Regions from separate parts of the Homo sapiens genome. Here regions 2, 3, 4, 5 and 6 are each linked to region 1. A link is a contact called in ENCODE Hi-C or POLR2A ChIA-PET data. All regions are on one chromosome and are shown on one strand. Each heading gives the region's core, a stretch centred on a gene start or an enhancer-like site at or near the end of the contact. The rest is flanking DNA. Distances are from core to core; before and after follow the strand shown. Region 1 holds the start of KIF21B (kinesin family member 21B). Region 2 has its middle 66 kb from the start of LINC00862. Region 3 holds the start of TIMM17A (translocase of inner mitochondrial membrane 17A). Region 4 holds the start of RNPEP (arginyl aminopeptidase). Region 5 holds the start of ZNF281 (zinc finger protein 281). Region 6 overlaps NR5A2 (nuclear receptor subfamily 5 group A member 2).

What was found. A loop is a pair of places that touch in the nucleus more often than their neighbours do. ChIA-PET counts read pairs that join two places held with the same protein, here RNA polymerase II (POLR2A). Pooled maps may share reads with other maps.
Region 2: a loop to region 1 is called in a pooled map, with 3 times the contacts of the local background. The contact joins the enhancer-like site here to the promoter of KIF21B in region 1. A Hi-C loop is called at or near these places in 1 of 168 maps with a recorded cell type or tissue (B cell), 2 of 37 single-sample maps with no recorded cell type and 5 of 50 pooled maps. POLR2A ChIA-PET finds 5 or more read pairs at or near these places in 1 of 52 experiments (T-cell).
Region 3: a pooled map shows a loop between it and region 1 (6-fold over the local background). The contact joins the promoter of TIMM17A here to the promoter of KIF21B in region 1. A Hi-C loop is called at or near these places in 1 of 168 maps with a recorded cell type or tissue (breast epithelium), 1 of 37 single-sample maps with no recorded cell type and 8 of 50 pooled maps. POLR2A ChIA-PET finds 5 or more read pairs at or near these places in 2 of 52 experiments (OCI-LY7 and activated CD4-positive, alpha-beta T cell).
Region 4: a map of B cell shows a loop between it and region 1 (20-fold over the local background). The contact joins the promoter of RNPEP here to the promoter of KIF21B in region 1. A Hi-C loop is called at or near these places in 1 of 168 maps with a recorded cell type or tissue (B cell) and 4 of 50 pooled maps. POLR2A ChIA-PET finds 5 or more read pairs at or near these places in 1 of 52 experiments (activated CD4-positive, alpha-beta T cell).
Region 5: a map of CD8-positive, alpha-beta T cell shows a loop between it and region 1 (14-fold over the local background). The contact joins the promoter of ZNF281 here to the promoter of KIF21B in region 1. A Hi-C loop is called at or near these places in 3 of 168 maps with a recorded cell type or tissue (CD4-positive, alpha-beta T cell, CD8-positive, alpha-beta T cell and naive thymus-derived CD4-positive, alpha-beta T cell), 8 of 37 single-sample maps with no recorded cell type and 11 of 50 pooled maps. POLR2A ChIA-PET finds 5 or more read pairs at or near these places in 2 of 52 experiments (A549 and activated CD8-positive, alpha-beta memory T cell).
Region 6: a map of B cell shows a loop between it and region 1 (6-fold over the local background). The contact joins the enhancer-like site here to the promoter of KIF21B in region 1. A Hi-C loop is called at or near these places in 2 of 168 maps with a recorded cell type or tissue (B cell and naive thymus-derived CD4-positive, alpha-beta T cell), 2 of 37 single-sample maps with no recorded cell type and 9 of 50 pooled maps. POLR2A ChIA-PET finds 5 or more read pairs at or near these places in 1 of 52 experiments (OCI-LY7).

What each region holds. Positions count from the first base shown.
Region 1 is chr1:201,022,309-201,025,008 of GRCh38, reverse strand. KIF21B (kinesin family member 21B) reads left to right here and starts at 1,295. Exons shown (of 35, transcript NM_001252102.2): 1 at 1,295-1,666. The coding sequence starts at 1,626. LOC101929305 (a long non-coding RNA gene) reads right to left here and starts at 1,060. Exons shown (of 4, transcript NR_188464.1): 1 at 924-1,060. RefSeq lists silencers at 570-727, 1,079-1,438, 1,839-1,888 and an enhancer at 2,493-2,700.
Region 2 is chr1:200,306,271-200,308,970 of GRCh38, reverse strand. No RefSeq gene overlaps it. Among named protein-coding and RNA genes, the nearest start is that of LINC00862, 66 kb to the left of the region's middle. Within about 2 kb of position 1,355, at least 2 of the 41 ENCODE cell types and tissues checked have a DNase peak (open chromatin) inside an H3K27ac peak, as active enhancers do.
Region 3 is chr1:201,954,248-201,956,947 of GRCh38, reverse strand. It overlaps TIMM17A (translocase of inner mitochondrial membrane 17A), which reads right to left and starts at 1,445. Exons shown (of 6, transcript NM_006335.3): 1 at 1,396-1,445. The coding sequence starts at 1,421. RefSeq lists an enhancer at 1,167-1,456.
Region 4 is chr1:201,981,333-201,984,032 of GRCh38, reverse strand. RNPEP (arginyl aminopeptidase) reads right to left here and starts at 1,385. Exons shown (of 11, transcript NM_020216.4): 1 at 920-1,385. The coding sequence starts at 1,366. RefSeq lists a silencer at 800-1,479 and an enhancer at 1,690-1,749.
Region 5 is chr1:200,408,665-200,411,364 of GRCh38, reverse strand. ZNF281 (zinc finger protein 281) reads left to right here and starts at 1,329. Exons shown (of 2, transcript NM_001281293.2): 1 at 1,329-1,419; 2 at 1,642-2,700. The coding sequence starts at 1,660. RefSeq lists enhancers at 1-75, 751-800, 347-924, 925-1,502, 1,503-2,080 and a silencer at 1,141-1,320.
Region 6 is chr1:200,152,966-200,155,665 of GRCh38, reverse strand. All of the region lies in intron 7 of NR5A2 (nuclear receptor subfamily 5 group A member 2), which reads right to left. Among named protein-coding and RNA genes, the nearest start is that of NR5A2, 130 kb to the right of the region's middle. RefSeq lists an enhancer at 1,991-2,060. Within about 2 kb of position 1,350, at least 5 of the 41 ENCODE cell types and tissues checked have a DNase peak (open chromatin) inside an H3K27ac peak, as active enhancers do; they include B cell and OCI-LY7, where a contact is called at or near this core.

The DNA of each region.
Region 1 (2,700 bases), core at 46-2,545:
AACAGGGATCTGAGCTACTGCATGAAGCAGTTATTGGCGGGGAGGGGGGTGTGAGTGGAGGAGGGAAGGGGAGGAAGATGGTACCAACAGATGCATCCTCAGACCCCAGTCCACACCCTTGCCAAAATCTCTGACATGGTTTCATCATCTGAGGGTAATGTAAGAGGCCTGGAGTCAGACTCCCCTTCCTCCCCTCCCCCAGAGATCCCCATCCACATCTGGGGCTGCAGCTGGGTCCTCCTCTTGGGCCCTTTCCAGGGGAGGGAGCTGGGTGAAGTGAGGGCAGCTGGTGAGGGGCCCTGTGAATGGCCCCAATGTTGGGAGGCAGGGGGCAGGGAAGAGGCGTCTGGGCTCAGAGGGAGGGAGATGGACTGGGAAGGGAATTGTGACTTTGCAGCACTGGTCTCCTCCTCCATCCAGGCCCAGCGTTAAAGTCTCCATGGTCCTCCTTGTCCTTTATACCCATTCCTGCAGGCAGCTGCCCTCCTTCCCTTCCCCACCCACTTCACCGCCCAGCCTCTCTACCCAGGTGCTCGGAACTGAGGGCCCCCTTTGTTCCCTCCTTTCCCCCAGGGCAGCTCAGGCCTCCCACACTGACCCTCTGGCCCCACAGCCACAACAAGCAGAGTGTGAGCCAGGCCCAGTGGGGTCATCTGTGGGTCATAAAGGTCAATGGGACAGTCGTCTAGCAGTAGGGAGGGGCTAGTCTTGGGCTAGGAGCCTGGCCAGGAATCAACTAAAACATGAGCTTTAAGATGCTGCAGGGTGGAGGTGGGGGAAATTTTAGTTAGGGGCTAGCAAGAACTCCCTTCGAGAAGGGTTGGCGAATTTACTGGAATAAATGCAGAAGGGAAGCTTTCCTGGCTCTTTTGAACTATAAACCGTCAATCGCTGTGGGATCCCCGGGAGACCAGGGTTCTTACCATGCTTACCCACGAACTCGCTCTGTAACCTTCGGTAGTTCCCCTCTTTGAATCTCAGTTTCTTCATTTATGAAATGAGGGTCCCATTGAAGCCGAGGTTCTGCTACTCCAGGAGCCGAGGTTCTAACGTGGTCTGCGTCCAGCGCCCCCACCCCTACTCCCACCCCTACCCCCACCCCCACCCTTCAATCCCGCCCCCTACCCCCAGCCACCCCGTGGCCGCGAGCCAAGAGGTCCCTTTAAAGGCGCGAGTCCCGCCCCCACTGCTCATTAGGGCTTTCGATTGGCGGCTCCTGGGCGGGGCGGGGCCCGGCCTGGGCTCGGGGCTGGCTCGGGGCGGGCTCGGGGCCGGATCGGCCCCCGCCCCCTTTGTTCGCGCTGCGGCGGGAGGTGGCTGCCGGGTGGGAGGTGTGTGCGCGTGTGCCGCGCCGTAGGGAGCGGCGGGTCGCGCCGCCGGCTGTCAGCTAGCTCCGCGCCGCCGCCCGATGGCGCGAGGAGGCGCGCGGGCCCAGCCCCGGGGGGCCGGCCGCGGGTGAGCCCCTCGGCCTGCCGCCCGCGAGCATGTCACCTCCAGCCGCCGCCGCCGCAGCCTCCGCCAGCCGCGCCCGCGCCCCCGCCTCCCGCAGCCGCAGCCGCTGCCTCGGGCATTGGCCCCCAGACCCCCGCCTCTGATCCACGCCCAGACCCTAGCTCCAGAGGGCCATGGCCGGCCAGGGGGACTGCTGCGTCAAGGTGGCCGTCAGGTAGGGACCCGGGGCGGGGAAGGGGGCGCGCGGAGAAGCCTCGGGCTTTGTCTCGCGTGGGCTTTGGGCGGGGGGCGCGAGCACCGCTTGGGCTGGAGCCTGCACTCCCGGAGGAGGGGCCGGCGTGGGACGGGATGGAGGGCGCCGCGCGCTGGCCAGTCTGCCGCAGGGGAGCGGCGACCCCGCCGACTACTGGAAGGTGGCTTTGTTTGGGTGGTAATTTTGGGCCCCTCTTGGGAGCCCTTAATGATCAGAAAATCGAATAAACAAGGAAATCCGGTATTTCACACCCAGCTCTGGCCCAGGCCGGAGCGTCTGTGCGTTTCCTCTTCGCCTCCCCACGAGGCTGCTGTCTCATACGGGGATACCAGAGAGGGAAATTTCCCCTCATCCATGCGAGTCAGCTAGTTATGTGCTCTTGGTCCAGCTAGCAAAGGCAGCACACCCACCCTGGGAGCCAGATCTGCAGACAAAGATCGGGTGCGGGGACCAACGGAAAAGCTGGGATGATGCCTTGGCCTTCTGTGGGAAGTCAATGGCTTTGGGGGAGAATCCTACCAGTCCTGTCCCAAGAGGAGATGGGCCTAGGAAGGGAGGAAGAGGTGTATCTGAGGTGCTTCTCTCTGAGAGGGCAGGAGGGTGTGATGCAGATGCCCCATCCTCAGGCACTCAGATAAAATTGAGCAGGGGAGGGTTGCCTAGACTTATCTGGGGTTCCATTCTCAACAGCTCCGGGACTTGAGCCGGCAGAAATGAGACAGGGAGAGGACATGGCTGGGTGGGTTCTATTGGGAGGGGTACACAAAGGTGCAGGAGCAGGAAATGCTGTGAAATTGAGCCATCTGTGTTCTTTGTGCTGGGTGGAGATGCTTCACACCTCACCACTTCTCCCAGTTTTTGCTTTGGGTTTTTCTCTTTGAGAGGGGTGTCTTGGCGGCAGAGTGCCAATCTGGAGCTGCTCACCAAGGTAGGGATGTGGCAAGAACATCTATCTCTGCCCCAGCCCTGTATGATGGAGGGGGCGGGGGATTGTC
Region 2 (2,700 bases), core at 106-2,605, 720 kb after region 1:
GAGAGCACTGGGATATGCTCTCCCATTGATACCTTTAAACAAACCTAGCCAGTTCAAATATAAGCATTTTAAGTAGAGATATTAAGATTCTGGGTCTTGACCAGGCACAGTGGCTCACGCCTGTAATCCCAGCACTTTGGGAGGCTGAGGCAGGCAGATCACGAGGTCAGAAGTTCAAGACCAGCCTGGCCAACATGGTGAAACCCCGTCTCTACTAAAAATACAAAAATTAGCTGGTCATGGTCATGCATGCGTGTAATCACAGCTACTCAAGAGGCTGAGGCAGGAGAATTGCTTGAACCGGGACCCCAGAGGCAGAGGTTGCAGTGAGCCAAGATCACGCCACTGCACTCCAGCCTGGGCTACAGAGTGAGACTCTGTCTCAAAAAAAAAAAAAACACAAAAAACACACACACACACACAAAACAGATTCTGGGTCTTAATATGGCTGATGACAATAAAATGTCTCAAGATAGATGTATTTGTTTAATGGTATATATTATGTGCCATTAGTAATTCTTAGTGATGAAATTAAGCCTGTGCTTAAATCTTAAACAAGTCAAGCATCCGTCCTTAAAACACTTGGAGGCAGCTGACAGCTCTGTGTAACCTGTGCTGCAAAAATATTCATAGGAACACAGAAGACATTTCTATAAGCTAAACAAATAAACAGACCACGTGCAGCAGACCCACCGAGTTACTTGATCCAAAACTCAACTGCCAGAGGATTTAACATATCAACAATAGAGGTGTCAAAAGCATAATGTTTCTGTTGGAAATACCACCCAGAATTCCCAGAGAGCCTTTCCAATTGATTAACTTTGAAACAAAATCCAAACATTCTTGGCTGCAGGGAAAAGTTTATCGGTTTTTTTTTCCCCCAACACACTACTAATTTTGAACTAAAAATCATTTGATGTCAAAATTTTTCTTCTGAATAAGATGCTATTGGTATCTTATATTCTAACCATCCTCCCAGAATGTCCAGTTTCTTCCATTTTACAGAATTTTTGTCACAACACGAAAAATGAGGTTGCTCTGCTGAATTTGTAGTATAGAAAGTGGGACATGGATGGGCTTCAAGACGTCCAAATTTATCTACAAAAAACTATTGTGTATGTGTTTTTTTTTTCTGGAGAGAGGATTCAGGCTTTCATAATATTCTGCAGGCTGTGAGCTCCTCTTTCCCCATTTAAGAAGCATTCATGGGCCCTAACATAAATACAATAGGAATATAATTTGCAGCAAGAATTCTCCTTTCCTCTCCCTGAGATGTATTTCCTTATAAGGCCGAGAGGTGGCAGCATAAACACCAGCCTGTAGCAGCCCCATTTTCCTGACGGTGGAAAACTTTTAAAGGTGAAATTTATCTATGTGAGATCCTGTCAATAACCTTGATTTGGCTTGGATAGATTGTGGACATAATGTCCCATCAAACTGCCCTAAAATATTCGTAGAGGAGTAGCGTGAGATTGAATCAGCAGTCCTGGACTTTGAGGTCACAAAAATTGAAAGACAACGTTTTGTTAGAAGTTGAGCACCATGGAGAGAAAAGCACAGAGCTTGATTATTGGTTGACTCAGAGGCATTTACATATTCCATATCAAATCAAATATAATTTCTTGAGTGGCGATTAGTATTTTATTTTACTACATAGTATCATTGTTTAAATAGTATATAAGTTACCCTAAGAGATTACTTATTCTGAATAGGAAAATACTTTTGTTTCTTGGAACCAACAGCCAAAAGATCTCTTTCAGTTCTTGTCCTTAGGTGACTGAGAATAACAGAAAAAGGAAGTTGTTTTGCACATGTAGATTCTGTGGATTTTTATTTTGATAATTAAGTATCACTTTCATTTCCTGTGAAAGTATGAGAAGCATGGATGCAGAGGCATGCTACAATTTTTATGCACACTGGATAGTTTTTTTCTTCTTTAAACATGTCTAGCCAATTCAAATATGAGAATTTTACGTAGCTGGTCAGGCACGGTGGCTCACACCTGTAATCCCAGTACTTTGGGGAGTTGAGGTGGGCAGATCACTTGAAGTCAGGAGTTAGAGACCAGCCTGGCCAACAAGTTGAAACCCCATCTCTAATAAAATTACAAAAATTAGCCAGGCGTGGTGGTATATGCCTGCAGTCTTAGCTACTTGGGAGGCTGAGGCAGGAGAATCACTTGAACCCGGGAGGCGGAGGTTGTAGTGAGCCAAGATCGCACCACTGCACTCCAGCCTGGGCGACAGAGCAAGACTCTGTCTCAAAAAAAAAAAAAAAAAGAAAAAAAAGAATTTTAAGTAGCAGACTCTAGGTCTTAATATGGTTTATGATTGTAAATGTCTCAGGATAGACTCATTTGTTTAATGGGGTATATGATGTGATGCTAGTAATTCTTAGTGATGAAATTAAGCCTGTGTTTAAATCTTAAAGAAGTCAAACATCCAACTTTAAAATAATTATAGCTGGGCATTGTGGCTATATCCCAGCACTTTGGGAGGCCAAGGCAGGTGTATCACAAGGTCAGGGGATTGAGACCATCCTGGCTAACACGGTGAAATCCCGTCTCTACTGAAAATACAAAAAATTAGTAGAGTGTGGTGGCACACGCCTTTAGTCCCAGCTACTCGGGAGGCTGAGGCAGAATTGCTTGAACCCAGGAGCCGGAGGCTGCAGTGAATTGAGATCATGGCACTGCACTTT
Region 3 (2,700 bases), core at 196-2,695, 930 kb before region 1:
GTCTCACTCTGTCACCCAGGCTGGAGTGCAATGGCGCAATCTTGGCTCACTGCAACCTCCGTCTCCTGGGTTCAAGTGATTCTCCTGCCTCAGCCTCCCAAGTAGCTGGGACTACAGGCGCGTGCCACCACGCCCGGCTAATATTTGTATTTTTAGTAGAGACGGGGTTTCACCATACTGGCCAGGCTGGTCTTGAACTCCTGACCTCGTGATCCGCCTCGGCCTTCCAAAGTGCTGGGATTACAGGCGTGAGCCACCACACCCGGCCTTATTTTTCTAAGATCTTTAACTCAACATAGTTAAATATTTTAACTCTCTGCTAACCTGTGTCATTATAGTACATCAAACAGCTATTTACAGTGTGCTGAGTCCTACATATCTGAGCACAATCCAGAATGGAGGATAACTGCTTTGAAGAAGATAAGTTTGAAGAGCCAGGAGACCCTAAAACTTATATTTTGTATGCCATTTATGGGAGAGGGGAACATAAAACATGCAACAAGGCTAGGATACCAGAGTAGTAATTTAAGGTCCTGGGCACTTTCACAAATTGAGGACATCTTGGTTGTTGCTCTTACACAATAAAACAAATGATTAACCGAAATATCAAGATTTGATTTTTTACCTATGACCCTAGAAACTTTAAACTCTGGCAACCTGAGACTTCTGACAGCAATTACATCGTTTTATAATTATCTATGTGTCTGGTTTATTCATACTCAATAAACGCTGGATGTAACAATGAATTTCTGTCCATGGCTTTTCAGAGAACACATGCTATTACCTCTTCCTATTTCCCAGGTAATTTTTGTCCCCCTCTACCCTCAAGAAAGAATTCCAAGAAGGAAAACAAGGCCCCACGCAATAAAGAAGCTTATCCAGACCCCTTGGCTAAAATCTATGTTCCATTCATTTAAAATGCTTCACTCTGTGGACACATATCATGATACAAGTAAAACCTCAAGAATGACACTCCCTCAAATGCCTATTCTTCAGTTCCTCAACGCAGGAACTGAGCAAGGCGAGACGGAGGGACGCGCCCAAGGTCACCTCGACGAACAGGGGGGATTATAACTGGCCCCGCATAAAGTCGATTACGCCCTGCGTTGGGAGGAGGTTCCGAGGTTCTATCAAACTCAAGTCTGGACCTCCTTACCATCCATCACAAGGTCACACGGGTGCTGGGTTGGGAGAGGGAGGCTCACGCGGCCGGGGAGGTACTAAGTACAGGGCTAAGAAGCCGACTGGCCGCGAAAGACCGCATTGCCCAGTTACCAGGCCCAAGTCGACGAGGCTGCGGTTGAGTCTGGCTTGCACCTTGGGAGCCTGGACAAGGGAGAAGGAGGGCAGTGGGCAGGGGGGCAAGAGAAATGCAAAGACAGCGGTGAAGCTCACCAAGGCTCTCGCGCGTACTCCTCCATCTTGACTCCAATGCCGCGAGTGATGCCGGGCAAGCTGGGCGGAGCCTGACCCCAGAGGCGGAAGTGATCCCGAGAGGAGGGCGTTAAGGTCTATGAGCATTGGTTCACCATTTCCCGCTGCAGCCAATGGGAGCCAGGACTCCTGTGGCCAGCGTGTGGTCGGGGCATTGGCCGCGGCGTGGCGAGACTGGCCCTGCCCACGTCCTCAAAGGCCGCGAGTCCCGGCTGTGTGGGCGGGGGGCTACCAATGACGGAGTCACACTACCCGGTCACCAGAGGTTCCGTGGACTGAAATCAACGCGATACTGCCTAAATACGCTTCTTTCTTTCCCTTCCCTTCCGCCTTCCCTTCCCCCTTCCCTTCCCCCTTTCCTTTTCTTCTCTCCTTCCATCCTTTTTCTTTCTTTCTTTTTCTTTTCTTCTTCTTTTTTTTTTTGAGACAGAGTCTGGCTCTGTCGCCCAGGCTGGAGTGCAGCGGCGAGATCTCGGCTCACTGCAACCTCCGCCTCCCGAGTTCAAGCGATTCTCCTGCCTTAGCCTCCTGAGTAGCTGGGACTACAGGCGGGCGCCACCAGGTCCGGCTAATTTTTATGTTTTTTTAGTAGAGACGGGGTTTCGCCATGTTGATCAGGCTGGACTCGAACTCCTGACCTCGTGATCCGCCCACCTCGGCCTCCCAGAGTGCTAGAATTACAGGCGTGAGCCGCCGCACCCGGCCTCTTTCTTTCTCTTCTTTTCTTTTCTTTCCTTTCTCTCTCTTCTTTTTCTTTCTTTCTTTTTTGGTACTTTTGCTGTCAAATGTGGATTAATGCTATCTTATTCGTCACTTACTGTGAAGCTGTTACCAAATACACGTAGCTCCTTTAGGGCAAACAGTGTCTCAGTGATTTATAATAACCACAGTGCCTGGAATGTAGTAGATGCTCAATAAATGTTTGTGAACTGGAACTGTTTGGGCCATCTGGAGAGCCATGACCAATTTGGAGCCCTCGATTTCAGGGACATTGACACCAGAGCCTCTCACAGGCCTCTCCACTAATGATCACCAGAAGGTGTGAAGATGTTTGGCTCGGAGAAGAGGGGACTTATGGGGACCAGGCCGGGCGTGGTGACACGTGCCTGTAGCCCTGACTGTTCGGGAGACTGAGGCGGGAAGATAGCTTGAGCCCAGGAGATCTACCCCGCAGGGAGCTGTGATCATGCCACTGCACTCTAGTGACAGAGTGAGACACTGTCAAAAAAAAAAAAAAAAAAAGGTTGGGACCCATGGAGCTTTTAG
Region 4 (2,700 bases), core at 136-2,635, 960 kb before region 1:
CTCGAACCCACGACGCAGAGGTTGCAGTGAGCCGAGATCTTGCCACTGCACTCCAGCCTGGACGAGAGTGAGACTCTGCCTCAAATAAATAAATAAAAGATTAAACTGTAAGCAAGCAGTTTACTATGAAACTTGCAACCAACTCTACCTGAGAGATAACTGGCAGCCACAGCCTAAGGACTCTCCAGGAAGGATTTTCTGACTCTTACAGACATAAGCCACATAACTCCATCCTCTTATTTCCAATATTTGCCCCGTCCCGAAAAAAAATTAAAGAGTTAACCAACAGTGAGAAGGCCAAATTATTATAATGCTTATAGCACCCTAATTCCAGTTCTCACTTTTACTCAAATTCTTTCGTTAATCAAATCCAGGACTTCACAGGAGGAAACAAAAACAAAGATAAGAGCTTTAACCGTGGAACTAGAAGGCAACACAGAACAAAGAGCTAGATCAACATCTGGCTAATTCTAGAGCCACCATAAAGCAGAGATAAGGTGGCTGATAATCAGGTACCTCGGCCCAAAAGTCCAAGAGGGCACTAAGTGAAGTGCATGAACAACAGGTCATCTAGAAAGCCACGGAAAATGTTAGAAACGGCAGTGTGCGATGAGCGGGAATGCGGCGCAATCTGGACAAGCCTCCAGGGCCAGGGAGGAGACGCGGAAGGACGGAAAGGGTGAAGGATGCACCGCCCAGTGGCTGGAGGAAGTCCAGAAGGAAACCAGGCAGCCCGGGAGGAAAAGAGGAAGCAAGGGGAGGAGGCCTAGAGGCGGCGCGCGGGGAGTAGGCCCCTCTAGGGACGCTCTGGAAGGGTCCTCCCTGTCCCTCCTCCCGGGTGGGGTAGGTGAGGGTGCAGGGCGGCTGGGGGCCGGAAGGGCAGGCAGGCAGCGGCGGGCGCAGTCTGGGGCGCACTCACCCCGGGTCCCTCCCCGACGCGGTAGGTGAGCAGCACCTGGAGGCGCTCGGCGGCGCGGCAGGGCTGCGGGAAGGACACGCACAGGGCCTGGCCATAGTGCGAGAAGGGCTGCGTGTAGAAGCTCACGGGCTCCGCAGGCGGCTCCTCCGAGCCGGGCCGCTCCCGCCGCAGCGCCGCCGCCGTCACCTCCAGGCACGGGTGCGAGTCCAGCCGCAGCTCGGCGGCGCCCTCGGGCTCCAGGCAGCGCAGGTCCAGGACCGCGGTGCCGCTCAGCCCCCGGCTCCCTGCGCCGGGCCCTGGAGGCCCGAACTCAGCCCGCAGGTCCAGGTGCAAGTGCAGCAGCTCAAAGGCCCGGAAGTTGGAGGCCGAGGCCACGTCCACAGCCTGCGCGGAGTGCAGCGGCCGCCGGGCCGCGCCGCTGCCGGGGGAATGCTCGCCGCTCGCCATGGCCGCAGAGCCGTTGCTCACCGGCCGGGCCGCGAACCCGAGGGGAGCCCCGCCCCGAGCGCCGCGGGCCCGCCCCCGCCGCGCGGGCCCCGCCCCCGAAATCTGCTCCCGACCGCATCCCCTCCCTGCGCTTTACCGCCCACTCTTCTAGCTGCACCCGTGCCTCGGGACTTAGGACAAAAGAGGCCGGTGGGATCGTGTGGCCCACGTTTGCCCACCCATATCCTACTGAGGTGTTCCAGTCGTCCCGGTGGGGCACCCTTCTCTGCTGACCCTTCCTGCTGCCTCATCTAGGCAGTGGCGTGGACTGAGCCCTGGCTGGGAAGGTCTGAGTTCCAGATCTCACACCCTGCGATAGGCCAGTTGTTAGAACTGTGTGTCACCTTGGGCAAGTCGCACAAGAAACATGAATCTTCCCGAGCCTTTTTCTGCACCAGTATAATAGAGTCATAATATCTGTGTATCTCACGAAGTAATGTGAGAACTCTACCAGGTAACCTGTCTAACACACTCAGCAAACAGTGAAACCCTGCACAACTTCACGGAATTCACACTGGATCGAGCCTCGTCCCCCAGCAACTCCAGGCACGCCTATCTTTCTATTGTTGGGTTAAGGGACAGGAATCAGCACCGCGCAATTTAAGGCCTGGCTGTCCATCGCATGTCACTTCTATTTCCCTTACTGTATTGTACCGCTTATTGAGCTAGGGTATTCTCCGCTGAATACTTTGTTTCTCTTCTGTACCAGTGGGTTGCAATGGGCCTTCTATGAATAGGAGCTAATCAATGATGATGTTTTTACCGTTCAGCTAGGAAATGAGATTTTTAAAAAGAACAATGTAGGGAGTTTTTCATTAAGGGAAATAGTATTCCGTTCTGTGCTTCCTAGTTTTGTAGAGTTGAAATTATTTTATTTCATGAAATAATGCTTATGGTAGATAATGACTTTAATATTCCATGTAAGTTCAATGTCAGGGTTTTTTGTTTAACTCCAGAAACCTTAGAAACCTGCTTTTCTGTAGCATTGAGAACAGCGCTTGGTACATATTAGACGTTGAATACTCCTATCTTGAAATTATTCAGTCTTCGATGCAATGCACTTTTGCTGAGTATCTGCTAGACACCAGTTGTTAAGCTAAGTGCCTGGGGTACAGTTTGAATAAGTCCGGCACAATTCCTCTTCCTATGGTGTTCATAGCCTAACTCACATTTTAGCAGACGCACAAGAAAACAGGTCACGACACTTCCACGTGCTGCGCTTGATACGGGAAGAAAAGGATGCTGGGGAGCACAACGAAGAGATGCCTAGCCTGATCCTTCTAGTTAAATATTGA
Region 5 (2,700 bases), core at 80-2,579, 610 kb after region 1:
AAATATTGTCTGTAAAATTTTTAGGGCAGGCTGAGAGAGGTCCATAAGTATTAGTAAATAATCCCTATGGTTTCGATTGTGAAATTTCCCAGAGAATTTATTATTTAATTATGAGAAGTTATTTAGCTAGAAACATTGTGATGTACATGTAACTTCATTAAGAAAACATACTATGTAAATAAGCTGTTGTCATAGTTCTAGTTCTTTTATTTAAAATTTCTCATTTATAAATATCCTTTGCTAGGAAAGTGTCTGGTTTAGATTTCTGCATGCTTAACATGAAATCGAGTGCCTTGTGTACATTAGACACTGAATAAATATTTGTTGTTTGATTTTGTTGATATAACTTTGATTTTAAGATTTTACTTCATAATTTTCCCTTACAAGAAAAATTTCTAAATTTGCAATGAGTTTCTCGGTATTCTGTACTGGCGAGGAAAGAGTTGATCCTAGCAGAGCTCTTAGAATGGCCTGGTGGTTAATTTTTCATAAACAATATAAAGGGCCAGGCATTCATAACGTGGCAAACAGACTGATTAGCCAGGCTAAGGTACGGGGGCATTTAAATAAGATGTAATGATAATGAAGTATGTGTGTGGGCGTGTTTTACAGGACTGCTGCACCTGGATTACGCTCGGTTTCCTCTTCCAGTAGCCTTCAGGAAGGTTGGCAGTAAGACAAGTTTTTTTCTTTTTCTTTTTTTTTTTTTTGTTGCAACGGTACCACTAATTGCGGTTTCAAAGCAGGCTCCTCCCATAAATGCAAAGGATATGCGCCCATTATTAGTGCTTCCAAATTCAAAGGGATAACATAAGCACCTGTTTTAATAAATGTTGAGCATTTGGAGTTGAATGCTTCTTGATAGAATCAAAAGTGCCCTCAATGATCCACTTCTAGGTTTGAATTTTATTTCAAGACCTGGATTGCAAAACCTAGAGTGAAGAAAGCCCTAACATTGAATCCTCAGTTTCCCTCACCTTCTCTTCCAGCCCCTTTCTCTGCATCTCCCACGCCACGCTGTAGTACAGTCCCCCGTAACTTCCCGCCCCTTGGGTTCCACCTCCTGAGCGTCTTTCCCCCAGAAACCCTCAACCACTTTCATCTCCTTCAGTGCAGCCCACCAATCACGCCTGTTCGCCTCGAAAGCCCCTTTTTAGCAGGGCTCCAAATCCCCGCCTCCCCTGCCCTTGCTCCCCCGCCTCCGCCCAACGGCCCCAGTGATTGACAGGCAGGCCGGGCGGAAGCTGCGGCGCAGGCGCCCTGGCTCCTTAGCCCTCCCCTCTGGCCGGGTCGAGGAGTTCCCAGCAGACACTGCGCCGCGGCTGCGCAGTACACGGGAGGCTTTTAATTCCATTGTGGAGAGGACGGCGTTATTTTTATTAACTGGAGGCGACGGCGGCTGCGGCGGCGGCGGGACCCGTAAGTATTGCCGGTGGGTCCAGGAGGGAGAGGGCGAGGCCTGGGGAAGAGTCGCAGGACCATGCGTGCCGGTGCCGGAGGCGACTGGGCTGGGAATTAGTGCTGGGCGCGTTGCGGTCTGGGCGGCGGCGCGGCGGGGTCCTTAGCGCTGCGGTGGTCCCGGCCCGGGGCCCGGTTCCACCTCCTTTCCTCCCTCTTCCCTCTTCCTCCTCCTTTCTTCAGCCAGGCCTCCTCCGGGGTATGAAAATCGGCAGTGGGTTCCTGAGTGGCGGCGGAGGTACCGGCAGTAGCGGTGGTAGCGGCTCCGGCGGCGGTGGTAGTGGCGGCGGCGGCGGCGGCGGCAGCAGCGGCAGGAGGGCAGAGATGGAACCCACCTTTCCCCAGGGTATGGTTATGTTCAACCACCGTCTTCCCCCGGTCACCAGCTTCACCCGGCCGGCGGGGTCGGCCGCCCCTCCCCCGCAATGCGTGTTATCCTCCTCTACCTCCGCAGCCCCGGCCGCTGAGCCCCCCCCTCCGCCAGCCCCGGACATGACTTTCAAGAAGGAGCCGGCGGCGTCAGCCGCGGCCTTCCCCTCGCAGAGGACCTCCTGGGGGTTCTTGCAGTCTTTGGTTAGCATCAAACAGGAGAAACCCGCGGATCCTGAGGAGCAGCAGTCCCACCACCACCATCACCACCACCACTATGGGGGGCTGTTCGCTGGAGCTGAAGAGAGGTCTCCAGGCCTAGGAGGCGGTGAAGGGGGGAGTCACGGCGTCATCCAGGACCTCAGTATTCTCCACCAGCATGTCCAGCAGCAACCAGCCCAGCACCACCGTGACGTATTACTCAGCAGCAGTAGCAGGACTGATGACCACCATGGCACTGAGGAGCCAAAGCAGGACACTAATGTCAAAAAGGCAAAAAGGCCAAAGCCAGAATCTCAGGGAATCAAAGCCAAGAGGAAGCCAAGTGCATCTTCCAAACCTTCTTTGGTTGGAGATGGAGAAGGTGCCATCCTCTCCCCAAGTCAGAAACCTCATATCTGTGATCACTGTAGTGCTGCTTTCCGAAGCTCCTATCACCTGCGGAGACATGTCCTCATTCATACAGGAGAAAGACCTTTCCAGTGCAGCCAGTGTAGTATGGGTTTCATTCAGAAATACCTACTACAGAGACATGAGAAAATTCATAGTAGAGAGAAGCCATTTGGATGTGATCAGTGCAGCATGAAGTTTATTCAGAAGTACCATATGGAGAGACACAAGAGGACACATAGTGGAGAAAAGCCATATAAGTGT
Region 6 (2,700 bases), core at 101-2,600, 870 kb after region 1:
CTGTGGATTCAGCATTGTCATTAATCCTCCATTAACAGAAGGAAATCAGGAATAGCTTTGTAAGTTCCAAAATAGTGAAATACATCACAAATAGCAAACTGGTAGTCGACCTGGCAGTGGCCAAAGCCAATGATGACTTTACAACATCTCACTTCTACATGAGGCTTTTTCAAGATTTTAAAGCAAACACTTCTTTAAGGCATTAGACACATCTCTAAAAACCAATTCTTGAAAGGCCTGTCTTTCTCCAAGTCTACTGTATAATTATTACAGTAAGATTTATAATTTATATAATTATAGAGTTGCTTCATTTTATCTCTATCTTTTGTGCTTCATTTTAAACTTAATGAATGTGCCATTTGGATGCAGAAAGGTTTTTTAAAGAAAAAATGCATAAATGTTAGATTGTGTGCACAGAACAACTGTTTATCTGATGTGATTATTATGGATTGCATGCCTGTATCAAAACATTTAATGCTATCTCAGGATTATCAATCTTAATCCCACTTCTGCATTGGTTGGTGGTGGAAGTGGGATAAGAGCCTAGTACTTACTCTCACTGTTCAGATGACCTTAAGAAGTCCACTGGATTCTAAAGTTTTGCCCTCACAAGCTGCACTTCCACCCTCCTGAAGCTTTATTGAATCTTAGTCCCGGAGTTGTAAACATAGATATTCCTAAATCTCAGTTCACAAAGGGGAACCACCCCTCCTTGGAGGCTGGAATGCGTAGAAACCTTGTTGGGTAGGTAAAATAAAAGCATCTTTTTAAGCTTCTGAGAGAGCTTCCAGCCACTAAGGCAGGTGCCAGAAGAGAAGACGTGGGTAGATAGCAGTCAACATGAACTGGACATTAGTGTGTGAACAAGCAGCTTACTGACTTGTCCATCATTATCTCTAGAAGACCCTTCCTAAATGTTCTGCTGAAACTCTCATAATGCCTTTCTTTTTAAAAATTTACTTATTTCTTTATTTTTAAAGATAGGGGTCTCACTATGTTGCCCAGGTCAGATTCAAACTCTTGGCCTTGTGTGTTCCTCCTGCCTCAGCCTCTGCAGTAGCTGGGGCTACAGGCATGTGCCACTGCATCTGGCTCTCCACAGCTCCTTTAATGACCAGTTTATCTACTTGCAAGTGGTGGACAGTGGTGGGGCCACCAGAGACCACCACCATCTCTCTGGTACTTGAGTATCACCCCATTGCTCTCTGGTGACTCATCAGGGCTGGTGATTATTGTTATCAACTGAACCCAATGCACAGCCACAGGTTCCCTCCCACACTGCAAGACTTTGCATGTTTTGGTCTAGAGGCAGTTAAGAGAGGATGTCAAGTGTGAGCCCAGCTATCAGTAAGTAGGAAGTCTAACACAGGAAATAACACCATCTGTGAGGCTGGCAATAGCACACTCCCACAAAAGTACTCTTAATCATGCTTACACACACACACAACTTCAGGACTGCTGAAACAACCCTGAAAGGTACATATATTGAGGAGCTGGAGGAAGCAAGAGCAGACAGGGAACCCCTGTGGAAGGAAAGATACTTCTGGAAATAATGTGGTGAAAGTGAAAAATATATTTGTAAAACAAAAATATCCAAAATTATTTTTCTTACCATAATTTGCATAAATAACACACCAATTTAAGAATGCAACTGAATCACAGAATAACATTTATGTCAGTGCAATTTTAGAATCCTCTTTTTGACATATGAACTAATTTTGTTCTTTTTTCTTAATTAGAAAATTCAAATCTTACATGATTAGGGAATGAAATAATTATAATCATAATTGTCTTTGCTTTCATCTGTGTTTGATTTTCTATCTACTTCTCTTTCCTTTTCTTTTCCCTCCATCCCTCTATCTCCCCCTCCATACCTTTCCTCCTTCCTTTTATTTTTTCTTACCTAAAGTAAGAAACAAAGTAAGTACTTGCTCATACATTATTGTCTCATTCTTAGTACATTTTCAATTCCTGCTTAAAATGCATTCTTTCACTATACCTGTTTTAAAAAATGTATTAAACAGCTACTAGATGTATAGATGTCTAACCAGCAACCTCTCTGGCAGGGAGCCGTAAGGTTGATGGCATAATTACTGTCATTCTGGATTTCCCCATCATTTTGACCCTATAGGGCTTGGAACAGCTGGGTTGGAAAGCCCCTACTGTGCATAATATCCTGTTCTGGGTTTTCTGCCAGAGCTCGTACCCTCTGTTGACTGCACATCACAGCAGTGCAGGGATGCTGCGACATTCTCAGAGCCAACATTCTCCTATGTGGCTCAGGGGAAGCACCAGCTTATTTGGTATTAGGGTTCAGTATGTCATGGAAGGATTTCTTTTTAACTATGTGAAAAAAGCATGTGGAAAGAATGTACTTTTAACAGGAGCATGAGTGCTACCTTGAGGAAAGTGTTAGCTGAATTCACAGAGAATCTGTAATCATCCAAATGCTATTCCACTCTACTTAGACTTCCATTTCTTGTAAGGACAACTACTCTAAAGTAGGCTTTAGATAAGTACTACTGCATATAAGTAACATGCAAAACACCAGCCAGGAAAGTAGCAAAAGGAATAAACGAAAGCAAGAGTGTAATTAAGATTGGCAATGCATGAATTATTTTCACTGTTTTAATTGTCAGGGACACTGGCAAATAGAAAGGCTAACCTTGCAGATGTCATTGCTACCTGGTTTGCTGGGGA